2 separate regions of the Homo sapiens genome follow, and region 1 is linked to region 2. The links are chromatin contacts, found by Hi-C or POLR2A ChIA-PET in ENCODE. All regions are on one chromosome and are shown on one strand. The core of a region is the stretch at or near the end of the contact, and the rest is flanking DNA. Distances in the headings are between cores, read along the strand shown. Region 1 holds the start of MEOX2 (mesenchyme homeobox 2). Region 2 overlaps LOC105375167 (a long non-coding RNA gene).

Evidence for each region. A loop is a pair of places that touch in the nucleus more often than their neighbours do. ChIA-PET counts read pairs that join two places held with the same protein, here RNA polymerase II (POLR2A). Pooled maps may share reads with other maps.
Region 1: a map of heart right ventricle shows a loop between it and region 2 (4-fold over the local background). The contact joins the promoter of MEOX2 here to the enhancer-like site in region 2. A Hi-C loop is called at or near these places in 6 of 168 maps with a recorded cell type or tissue (Right ventricle myocardium inferior, endothelial cell of umbilical vein, heart left ventricle and 2 more) and 7 of 50 pooled maps. POLR2A ChIA-PET finds 5 or more read pairs at or near these places in 1 of 52 experiments (naive thymus-derived CD4-positive, alpha-beta T cell).

The regions. Positions count from the first base shown.
Region 1 is chr7:15,684,527-15,690,545 of GRCh38, forward strand. It overlaps MEOX2 (mesenchyme homeobox 2), which reads right to left and starts at 2,157. Exons shown (of 3, transcript NM_005924.5): 1 at 1,360-2,157. The coding sequence starts at 1,876. LINC02587 (long intergenic non-protein coding RNA 2587) reads left to right here and starts at 3,852. Exons shown (of 2, transcript NR_110094.1): 1 at 3,852-3,926. RefSeq lists an enhancer at 521-1,353.
Region 2 is chr7:15,763,212-15,769,361 of GRCh38, forward strand. The region is part of intron 2 of LOC105375167 (a long non-coding RNA gene); the gene reads right to left. Among named protein-coding and RNA genes, the nearest start is that of LINC02587, 78 kb to the left of the region's middle. Within about 2 kb of position 2,745, at least 3 of the 41 ENCODE cell types and tissues checked have a DNase peak (open chromatin) inside an H3K27ac peak, as active enhancers do; they include heart right ventricle, where a contact is called at or near this core.

The DNA.
Region 1 (6,019 bases), core at 907-3,406, 79 kb before region 2:
CGTGAGAGAAGAATCCATCCTATAGTAACGCTGAAGAACAATTGATATTGCTGTGAATGGTGAAGGAATATTAAATATGCGGCCAATCATTTTCATTTATGTGGCATCTTACCTAAAGCTTTACACACGATCAACATTTTTCCAATCCTTCAAACCAACATATGGGATTACCTTCTAGGACTATTATTAACCCAATTCCACAGAGGAAGAAAAATATGCAAATATTATATTAAACAAATGACACCTTCCAAAAGTATTTAATCCAGGTTGCACTATACCCACGAAAGAAAACTCACAAGTCTCTTAATTTTAAAGTATCTTTTAACAATTTTATAAAAATACAGGTAGGTAAGAGCTTTGAAAACTTGTCTGGAAACTTTGAGTTTCTCTGGATTGCTACAATTTATTCGGCACGTTGTGCCTTCAAGCACCAGAGGTCAGGAAGGTTCCCCTTTTGCATGGCTGCTCAAATTATCCCCACTGAAATCAGCGCCTCCTGCGCGCACCCTTGCATACCCCTTTAGACACGTATCTAACTAACAGTACCCGAGTTGCTGTTGCTTCGCAGTATTTGTCTCTACTAATACCCACTTGGTAGAGGGATTTATTTTCCACTTTTGAAACTTAGGTTCTGTAATTAGCTTACACCACATGGACATGTACTATTAAGGTTCGTCTTTCTTCCAGTGTGAGCATCTATTTATTTACAATTCTCTGACACATTCCTTAAAATCTGAATTCCTAGATAATGTCTTCTTCCCCAATAAAGGGAAAATTTTACCATTTGAAATAGGGTGCTATTTAAAGAACGCTGAAATAAGAATGTTAAAAAAAAAAAACTGAAACTTTTTTTTCTCATGCGCTCTGCCAAGTTCCATTGCAAGTTCCAAACATTGTGCAATAATTTGGAAATCCAGTTAACGATGGGAAAAATCGAGCCACTCAGAGTCGGCAACTTGCAAGAGAAAAGTCAAGAAGCGGCACCCGCACGCACGCCTGCCCAACGGACGCTGCATCCCTGGGCGCACGCCCCTCCCTCCCCAGCGCTGGGATGGAAGGTCACGCTTCACAATCGATTTCACAGCCACTTGTCCTTTTTTATCAACCTTCTGGTAAACTAGTTTAGGACTTTGGAGGGCTTAGAGCTGCTGGCTGTATACGCATTGCTCTCGAATAAACACGTGTCCCCAAATATCAGGACCAAAGCTTCACCGCCGAATTTGGCCGCAGGAAGCCACAGAGGGCAACACATTCCCATCTTCCCTGCTGCCACCCTCCAGTGCGAGAATCTCCCCTAGTATCTCTCCGCCCCTTTTCCAGCCCGGCGCGCACTCTCGAGGGTGCCTGGCGCGCCCTTACCTGAGCTGTCGCTTTTCCTCTTGCCGCCGCTTCGCTTCTCCGCCTCCGCAGGTGACAGTGCCTGGCGGCCGTAGTCCCCCGGCGCGCACGCGGCCCCAGTCGGGGTGCTGGAGCCCAAGCTGGAAGAGTTGGAGCACAGGACGGGCGGGCTGCTCCCCAACTCTGGGGGCCCTCCAGAGTCGGGCTGGAGGCAGAGGCTGTGCCGAGCCGCACTCGGTGGGGAAGACATCTGCGGGAGGTGCCAGTTGGTTTGCAGAGCCTGGTGCTGCTGCTGCTGATGGTGGTGATGGTGGTGGTGGTGGTGGTGGTGGTGGTGCCCCCTGTGATGCTGGCTGGCAAACATGCCCTCTTCGTTGGGGTATCCCGCGATTATGCAAGATGAGGAAGAAGTAGAGAGCTCGGGGTAAGACATATGGTCAGATCTTCCATGGAGGGCGAGAGAGGATTGGGAGAACGGGTGCAAGCCTTGCGCCGTGGCGTGAGGGCTGCGCAGGCAGCCAAAGAGCGGGTGTTCCATAGCATGCAAGTTTCGGGTTCCAGGCAGAAGACTTCACGGCGGTTCCAAAGGCCACCACCCTCTGTCACTTTTTCACTGGAAACCGTGTGATTTTTTTTTTAACCTCCCAAAGCAATAGCGGTGCACTTCTGCAGAGCTCGGATAATCCCGGTCCTGAGCCCCAGCGGCCAGTCTCCTTTACATATGAACAGTCGGACCTGGAAGAGCTTCCCTGAGCTACTCAGATGTCAAGAGTGGGAGAGGTTGAAGCCAAAAGAAGGTGGTCCCAGAGAACTGCTTTCAGGGGGAAATGGCTCTGAGAAGTTATAAATAGAGTGTAACGTGAGCTGGGGGCTGGCTTAGGAGCCCAGAGTTGACCACATGCAAACTCCCTCCAAAACTCCCGCTCAGCCTGCGCCACGCGCTCCCAGTTCCACTTCCTATCTCCTGCTGGACGGACGTAGAGCGTCCACGCCCGCCCAGCACTGCCGGCTGCCAGGACTACAAGCGGCACGCCAACGTCTAAGTCCCGCCCGGGAGGGCAGCAGCTCTGCCCTCCAGACTCTGGAGGCCTGGGCGCGGCGCACACCACCCCCAACCTAGCACCCTGATTCCTACCTACTCACTTTCCTCTCGGGGAAACGTGACTTGTCAGTGTCATTTGGGAACTGTCACCTGCAGAAAAGCTAGGGATACGCCTATCCTTTCAGGAACACGAAAGAAGTAATAGGGTTAAAGGAAAAGACCAGAGCTAGTTTGGCGCACCCTCGAAGTTTTTCAAACTTTGCATCTTCCCGTGCCCCGGGCGCCGCAGCGCGCCTAGGTTTTCGCAGCTGGTTTCTGTCGGTGGGTTGTTAATAGGCTGGGACGCCAGATCTGAGGTTGCGGGGATGAGCACCATGGCCTGGAAAAGGCGGTTCTCAGTGCAGAAAGAAGACGGACCTGGTTGGGTGGGTGGGAGGAAGGCGTGAGTCTGAAAGGGTTGCAGATGCCTGCTCCCTGGCATCCTCACGTGCGATGCCAGGTGGAGGCTCCCTTCCCCCTCTTTCCCGGTCCCGCTCAATTTCCTAGCCACTTGTCCACCAAGAAGAACTTTTCCTGGGTCAAGAATATTTCCAAGCGATTGTGTCCCGGTCATATGAGATGTGTAGATTGCACGCGCATTTCTAGCCTTTCCCCTCAGGAGCTAGCCCAGATCTCCTCGGTTTCCTCCAGAAATCCACTCTCTTCTGCTCAAAAATAAATCCGCTAATGCATTCCTTACCACCAGGGTTCCATTTACTGAGAATTCTTACATTTCGATAGCTCCCAAAATTCACTCACCGTGGGCACTTGGTTACAATTTTGCACCCCTGAAAATAAAATAGAAAACTCGCCTCTAGTAAGCATGCGAGAGCGAGGGCAGGGCTTTGAAGCTGCTACTTGCTTGGCGGGCGACAGGGTCCGCTGGGGGCAGAGTCGTTTACACACAAGTGAGTGGCGCTGTAATGAGCAGGAGGAACAGTCATGTCCCATCTGCGACCTGTCGCATCAGGAGAATATCTGTAGTCACCTATTCTGCCCGGGGCCCCAAATGCGCCACCAGCAGTGTCGCCCCGTTTTTTCATTGTCTCAGGTGTCCAGAGGATGATGACCAGGTCTTTGAAGTTGTTAGTGGGATTAATGGGTACAGCAAACTGGGCTAGACATCTGGTTTGAATTAGGAAAAAGCATTGATTAATCTTTGAGAGGTGTCCCCAAAGCAGAACCTTTCCCCTCCTCTTCCAGTCCCCTTGCTTAAGCCTCACTATCTTCTTTTCTTTTAAGTCACACTGCAGAATAGTGGCTTCGCAATAACATCCGTGTGAAAGATCGAATTGTTTTCTATTGCTCAGAGGTGGGGTGGAGTGGGGGTTGATCAGGAATTCTGAGATTTGTAAGCGCTGCTTTCTTTAACGGAAATTGAGCTCTATTTTGAGGGAAATTAGTTTTGCAGACTTCGTTTAAAAAAAAAAAAAAACTAAATCTTTTGTTCACCAGCTGCTCAGCTTTTCAGTCTGGGTCTGAGCTGAAACCTGCTGCAAGTCTGACGGTAAGACTTTCTTTGCCGATATTTTGGGAATCTAATATTGTTTTAGACTTCGAAAAGGGGTGTTGTTCAGGTTGCACGTTTCTAGGGGCTTTAAGCACTCGCAGGATGGCGTCCAGGACTTAGATCTTGAGAATATCTCTTCCTGCCACTCCCCACGCCCTTGGCTCTTTAAGAATAAAAAGAGGTGGGGGAGTTATAGTCCTCCAATATCGTCGGAATATTTTTTTGTATTTTCATTGTGTTTATGGTTTCAATATGTGCTCTGATATTAAAAGTTAAAGTACAAAGAGCAACACTAAACTTCCCCAACTCATGTAGCTTCTCTATGGATTCTGGGTGAAAGCATTAAAGGCTTTATTTAAAGTGAGATTTAGGCAACCACCTCAATAAACCTAACCAGAAATATTTACATAATATAATGCTGTCAACTAAAAGCATTGTGGAAAATGTCAGACAAGACAGACTAAAATTACTCATGATCTGCAGACATCAGTACAAAACATCCACAACGGTCCTTTTGGTTTGCATTACATTGGTTTAGAGGAAGCTAAGCAATTACTAAATGAATGGATTTGAATTTAACCAGTGTGTTGCAGGTAACCAGCAACAAGCACACACAAACCTTTCATCTCCCGAGGCTGCCACTTCTTCTTAAACCTGCCCAGTGACTGTGCTGGATTTTTTCTCACTCACTGTGTCAGATGTTAACAACCTGTCCAGAAGTTTCTCTACAACCTGCCCCAGTCAGTCAGCCTCTAGAACTGTGGGGCCAGAAACCTGGGAAGAAAAATTTAAGAAAGGTTAGAAAAGGAGGAAGTCATTCCAAAGGCATGCAATGAAAACAAAGCTAGCAAGAAAGGTCTTTTTAATTGAAGACACAGAACATTTAATATCAGCAAAAATTATGATGTCCAGTTTTCTTATAGAAAACAGAATATAAGGAAAATATTTGGAAGGAAAAAATGAAGGACTAAAAAGGACGTCTTGGTGAATTCCAGAATTAAATATAACTTTAATTTTCTCTGGATTTCTAAATATGTATTAATCATTACATAAAGATTTTTAAATTTTATTAGAATATTTGGAATAAGATAGAATATTGAATTTTATGTTCTAGGTTATAGAGAAATTTTTAAAATGTAGTAACAACGGGAAAAAAATCCCTAGCATTTCCTATAATAGCTACTTCAGTGTTCACATCCATAAAATCCAATATTGAAAAGATGCCTTTTTACCTAATGATATCAAGAAGAATGGTAAAAATTATAAAATTTATTATAAAATTTCTATATAACAATCATTTACAACTATGTATGATATAGTATTTATCCTACATTTATAATATACTTGAGTTTTCCTGAAGATAAGTTATATTAATGCCAACATTTCATGTAAGGTTTCAATATCAAGTAACACATTATAAAGAGGTTGATTCTGTGAAAAGGTAAGCTACTTAGCTCTTGCAGGGTCCACAGCTATAATTATTTTAAACGTAGGCTAGGTTCTTTAAACTTGATAAGTGTGTATATCTATTGTTTCCTCGGCTTAAATAAAATGACATTCAAGAGTAAAGGCAGAGATTTCTTTTTATTAGGACTATTTTATTTTAAGGGGACTAGAGCTCATATTAAGCAATACAACAAAATTGTATTTAAATTTTACTTTAAGATTCACAACGATTCTTTTAAAAGTTGCCATTCTTCTGCACACGTGTGACATGAGTTGTCATGGAACTTCAAATATTTAAAATTAAATAGGAAACTCTACTTTGAATTTTACCTAATAGATAAATTTTCCTTGGTAACATATACTCATAATATATGAACTAAAGGGTGGATAATTAAATTAATGTTGTAATTTGTTTCTGAAAACTTTATTGGGTATAGAAATATTATTTCTGCTATATTTTGCCAAAAAGTAGCAGTTATGTCCTTCAGTTGGTTCTTCTGAAATAAAGAATTTTGAAAATGTATCCAAATATGCTAAATACCCAATGGTAATTTATGTGATTTATGATGTACATTATTTTATAAAACTAAGGAACTGATTCTCCCCAGGAACTATGCATTATAAAGTTTATGGAACAATTTTGC
Region 2 (6,150 bases), core at 1,495-3,994:
TTTTTCTATTCTTTTTCACCAAGCATTTTGGCCGCACATAACTCTTCTGGATTTGCAGATTCAGAACTGGAGAAAAAATTCATCTCAGGAAGAATCTGTCTTGAGTCTCACTCATACCTGATTTAGACAATGTTTAAATGAGACTTTGGACTTGGAGTTGATGCTGAAATAAGGTAGGACTTTGGGGGCTGTTGGGCTGGGATGAATATAACTTTACATGTGAGAAGGAAATAAATGTGGGGGGCAAAGGGCAGAATGTATGGACTGAATTGTATCTCCTTTCAAATCCTCTATGGATTTGCCTGTTCTAGACATTTCATGTAAATGACATCATATAATACATGATGTTTTCTGATTGACATCATTTAGAACAATGTGTTCAAGATTCATCCATATTGAAACATGTATCAGTACTTTATGCATTTTTGCTGAGATATTCCATTGAGTAAATATATCACTTTTGTCCATTCATCAGTTAATGAACAATTGGGTTGTTTCTACTTTTTTGGCTATTTTGAATAATGCTGTTATAAACATTAGTGTACAAGTTATTATCAGACATATATTTTTATTTTTAGGGGAAATATAATTAGGAGTGGAATTTTTGGTCATACAGTAACTCCAGATTTAGATTTTTGAGAAACCACAAAACTATTTTCTAAAGTGTATCTACAGCTTTTCATCATCCCATGAGAAATGTATGAGCTGCAATTTGTTATTGTCCATCCTCTTTATTTAGCCATGATAGTAGTATTAAGTGGTATCTCCTTATGCTTTTGATTTGCATTTTCCTAAAACTAATAATGTTGAGTGTCTTTTCATGTAGAGACAGGGTTTCACCATATTGGCCAGGCTGGTCTTGAACTCCTGACCTCATGATCTTCCCTCCTCGGCCTCCCAAGTGCTGGGATTACAGGCTTGAGCCACCACGCCCAGCCCTCATCATAGTTTTAATCACAACTTCTTTCATTCTTTCTTCTGACCCGTGATGATTCCTTTGCTTTTCTCTATCATTCCATCTTATCAAACTCCTGCCAGCACATTCCCAGAAGGCAACACACAAAAAGGAACTTGTGAGGCTTTTTAGGATTTTTTTTTAATACTTTGTTTTAGTACTATGACATTTGCCATCACTTAGTCAATTTGGTTTTGCAAGGCAAGCTCTCTGAAGCTGGTTAATTTTGCTTAGATACCCTTTCTACAGTTTTCTTCCAGGCAGTTTCTGGGTGCCTGGAGTTCAGCTGGAGTGAGTCTCAGGCAAGGACTGTCTAGTGGCAGAACATTTACACATGAGGATAAAACTAAATTAAAAAAAAACAATATAACTAATTAATGTAACAGCATAAATTATATATGCTCTTGGTAATTAGTTATGTTTACATAGCAAATTAACTCATGATCTTAAAACAAATTTGTGCCCTTCCAATAACCTCTCCAATGTGGGAGAAGTCTAAATACTGATGGAAAAATAAATGAGGTAAAATAAATATTTTTTATTCAGTTAACTGTGAATTTTCTTAATAGCCCAAGTAAAACTAGTGCTTCTGGTTTCCAGCTGTGTAGTTCCTGTCTGCAATTTTTTTTTAAATGACCTTTTTCGTTCACAGTGGTCACATAAACCTGGGATATCCTCTTTAACTTTAAATTACAGATTATCAGTATCAGGCTGGAATTAAGTCATAAAAGATTATTGACTGATTCATTAGGGCTGATGCTGTAATGTTTCTTCAACTCATAAAATGCATTTACTATGAAGCCAGAGATTCAGAGATTTTTTTGATACACAGATTTTTCCATGGTAACAGAGATGATCTTGTCATTTTGTAATTTACTAGACTGAAGTAAGGCCCAGGCCAAGCACGTGTTCAAAAAAATTGGCGGATGCTCACAGCTTGCAGAACAAATTCCAGCCCAAAAGTAAAGGCATTACAAATGCCTAAAATTACAATCTTTATCTCTAAGGCAGGTGTTTCAAAACTGGAGTCGTCCCAATTTTTTTTTTCCTTCTTGGTTATTGTTTTACTACAAGAATTTGAAAAGGATATTGAAGATAAAGCAGGTGTTAGATAAGATTCCTCACCAGGAATGACTCATCAAGAGCCAATCAGGGGTTTTCTATCTGTGAACATGACCAGGGTGGTGGCTTGGGTATGGCTATAAAAATTCCCTTCACAAAAGAAACAAATATTTTTAAACAAAAATTTGAAATAATCCCCACTTTAAGGAAAAAAAGAATCTCCATAGTCACTTGCACTAATTAGATTCCAATGAATCTGTTACCATGTGAACATAAAGTGAGCAGTTCTGACTTTGTCTATTACATTAAGGTGTATTAGATCCTTAAAATTTTAAATTTGATTAGATGATACACTAAATATCTTAGTACATTTAAATAAAACATATCAAAATGAATTGTTAAAACAAAATATATTAACCAAAAGAATGAATCAGTAGCAAAAGGGAACAAACATAGAGTTTAAGATGTTCAACACTGGAGTCTTCCAGAACTATGCTAAGTTATTTTTCCTTGGAATAAAACTGATTAATAGATAATATCAAGACAGAGGTTCATTGGCCCCTTTGTCATTCACCTCCGCTGGGAATTATGGCAAAGAACAGTTGCCCTTGTTAACCTGTGAACATTTTTCACTCTCTTAGGTCATTGACTCTAGCTCAGGGGTCCAATTTTCCTTTCATTCATTAAGCACATTAGGAAGCAGAGTTCCTAACCCTTTCCAGTCTAAATGTGGAACAATCACATCCCCTCACAATCCACTGCCAGCGTGCTGGGACCTTTACGTTTCACTGTGCTCTCGCAGTGACGCAAGTTTCTAACAATTGAAGGATATTAACTCAAAAACTTGTTTTCTAATTGGAGGAGCTCAAGGGATTTCAAATAAATGAACTTGTATAAACTGGAAGCTGATACATGTGCCTTTCCAATTATTTTTTTGTTCAAATTAGAGGAGAGGGCACTGCTAATCTCAGAAAGCAGATTTCAGAAATTATTTTAGCTATGAAGCCAACTCTGAATAACAAAACTGAGCAGTTATGAATTGTTTAGATAACTGAAAAGATATAATCATGTCTTTCATCTTAGTAAAGATACCATATATTCAGAACAATGTCATTTTATTACTTAAATATGTGCATGTTATTAATCCATTGGATTACTTTTATTTCACCAATAAGAAGCAAAGGAAATGTCCAATTGAATATTAGATGTTTGCTAGACCTTTCTACTTTCCTCTAATTTATATAAGCTAATTGTGAATTTTTTGAAACACAAAGTGTTTATTTGTAATTATGATCAAAATATTGTCTCTATTAGTAAACAATTTACTAATAAATCTATATTGTTAGCATCATCATGGAACAACTTCCCACACTATTTAAGTTAAGCACATCACCTTCAAGAGACTGAAATGAATGTGTCCAGCAGGCTTTCAAGGAACTTTCAAACTGTGCACTGCCATGTTGAGTTAAAAAAATTTGATTTAGAAGAACGATAGGGAAATCTTCAGTGTTCTTTTTCATTTTCTATATCTCACAGGAGGGATAGAGAGAGAATATGTATTTGAGAAAAAGAGAGAGAGAGAATAAGTATCTGAGATAGAGAGAGAGAGACAAAGAGAGAGAGAGAATATGTATCTGAGAGAGAGAGAGAGAAAGAGACAGAGACAAAGACAGAGAAGGTAGGGGCTCATATAATTAAATCTCTATTCAGATAATATTAGATACTTCTTATAAAGAATGAGATTTAGGCCTCTTCTTAAAATCTATAATTGATCTTCACAAGGGGAAATTTTCATTAAGAAAATATTTTATTTTATTTTTAATGTAAAATTATATGTTAATATATAAATCTATCAGAAAATTTGATATTAAAAAGCTGCCAGTTCTCACCAGCACACACACACACACACACACACACAAAATATCTCCAATGGCAAAATAATGTTTTATACTTAAAAATTTTTTTCACTCACCTCCTAAAATTAAGACACTCACTGGTCCAGTTGGTAAAGTGTGCATATTTGGGTATAAGATTGTAATCATTAGCTACTCATTTAAACATGTTGTTCAAGTTACAGAAGTGATTCATGAAGACACACGTGTTGTATAATATTTATACAATACATAACACAACGAGGCCACTAGTTCTGCAATATATATTACCAGTAGCAAAAATTTTTGAAAACAGTGACTCTATATTTTTTATTCTCTTATGTGTTCTACAAATATTTATTTTGTAGTGTATGACAAATGACCAATTTACAATTTCAATGAAACCATATGAGATCCCCATTTTCCAATAACTGTAATAAGATGCAATGTTATCCTTCAAATCAAATTTTTAAAATATTATGGATAACACATAATATTTTCTTGCTTTTTTATTTGCCTTTCTGTTGATATTAATTTGAGCATATTTCAATACATTTTCAAACTACTTATGTTACTACTACTTACATTATTTTAAACTACTTTTAAATGCCTCTGTATGTTTTACTTGTATATTTTAGGTTATTTTTATTTTTATATTTTGTTTTACCAGAACTTTTTATATAGTCTCTGCAGGGTAGTTACATTGAATGTTTTATTTGGTCAAGTTATATTTACTAAAGATGCTTCTTGTAACTAAAGCTAGTTATTATTTTTTGTCCTAGGAAAAGAATAATAAGACATCCCATTAAGGGGCAACAGAATTAGAATAAGTAAATGAATTAATATAGAAGACAATTTCTGTAAAAAACAGAGATTATAAACAAATTATAATAGGAAGTCTTAGTCATTACTAAGGGTCATACAAAATGGTACAGCCACTTTGGGAGATGGTTTGGTAATTTCATACAAAACTAAACATACTCTTACCATACAATCAAGCAATCGTCCTCCTTGTGATTTGTCCCCAGGCTCTGAGCTCACCCCTATGGCCCCAGGCTCCAGGACTGCCCAGCACACCCAGGTTCCAGACACACTGCAGCACCAGACCAGCCCTCATGGCTCCAGGCTCCAGGCCAATCTCAGCACCAGGCTGATGACGGCCCTAGACTAGCAAACCCATGATCCAGGCCTGTCTCCGTAAACTTTGGCACTTGCCAGCCACCATGGATCTAGGCTACACATCCTGCCCCTACAGTCTCAGATTCCAGGCCAGCCTTTATGGAAGCAAGACCCTGTAACCTTCCCCCATGGTCCAAGGCTATAAGCTCACCTAATAGGAACCCAGACTGGCCCCCCCATGGACACAGGATCAGGCTTGTTTCCATGGATCTGGTGCTAAGCTCACTCTGATTCCAGGCTGGTGATTGCAGACTCAAGCTCAAAGCTTATTCCATTGCCAGGTCTCCCACGATGGACCCAGGCTTCAGGCTAGCCATTCAGTAGTCAGACCCACTGTATTAGTCCATTTTTACACTGCTCTAAAGAACTGCCCAAAACTGGGTAATTTATAAAAGAAAGAGTTTTAATTGACTCACAATTCCGCATGGCTTAGGGAGGCTTTGGGATACTTAAAATCATGGCAGAAGGGGAAGCAGGAATGTCTTATATGGTGGCATGTGAGAGAGCATGTGAAGGACGAACTGTCAAATACTTATAAAACCTTCAGATTTCATAAGAACTCATTCACTATCATGAAAACAGCATGGGGGAAACTGGCCCCACGATCCATTTACTTCCCACCAGGTACCTCCCTTGACACATAGGGATTATGGGTATTACCATTCAAGATGAGATATGGATGGAGACACAGAGCCAAGCCATATCACCCACCATATGAAACCTAGTGAAAGGCCGTCCCCTGTAGACCCAGGATCTAGCCCAATACCCACAGATGTAGACACCAGGACCACCTACATTGACCCAAAATCCAGGCCCATGGAGTGGACCCAGGACCTGGCTCAACCCTGGAGACCCAAGCTCCAGAGAAACCTGCTCACTGACCCAAGCACCAGGCCAGTCTACCTGAAGACTTCAGCAGCAGTCTCTGGACAGGCTGCCTGATAAGGGCTTTTCCTGCTAAATCCAGTCTGTAAAGACTGGAAAATGTGCCTACTTCAAATGCACAGAACCAGTGCAAGAGCACAAGGATCACAAATAATCAGGAAAACATAACACCACCAAAGAAACAAAATAAAGCACCAA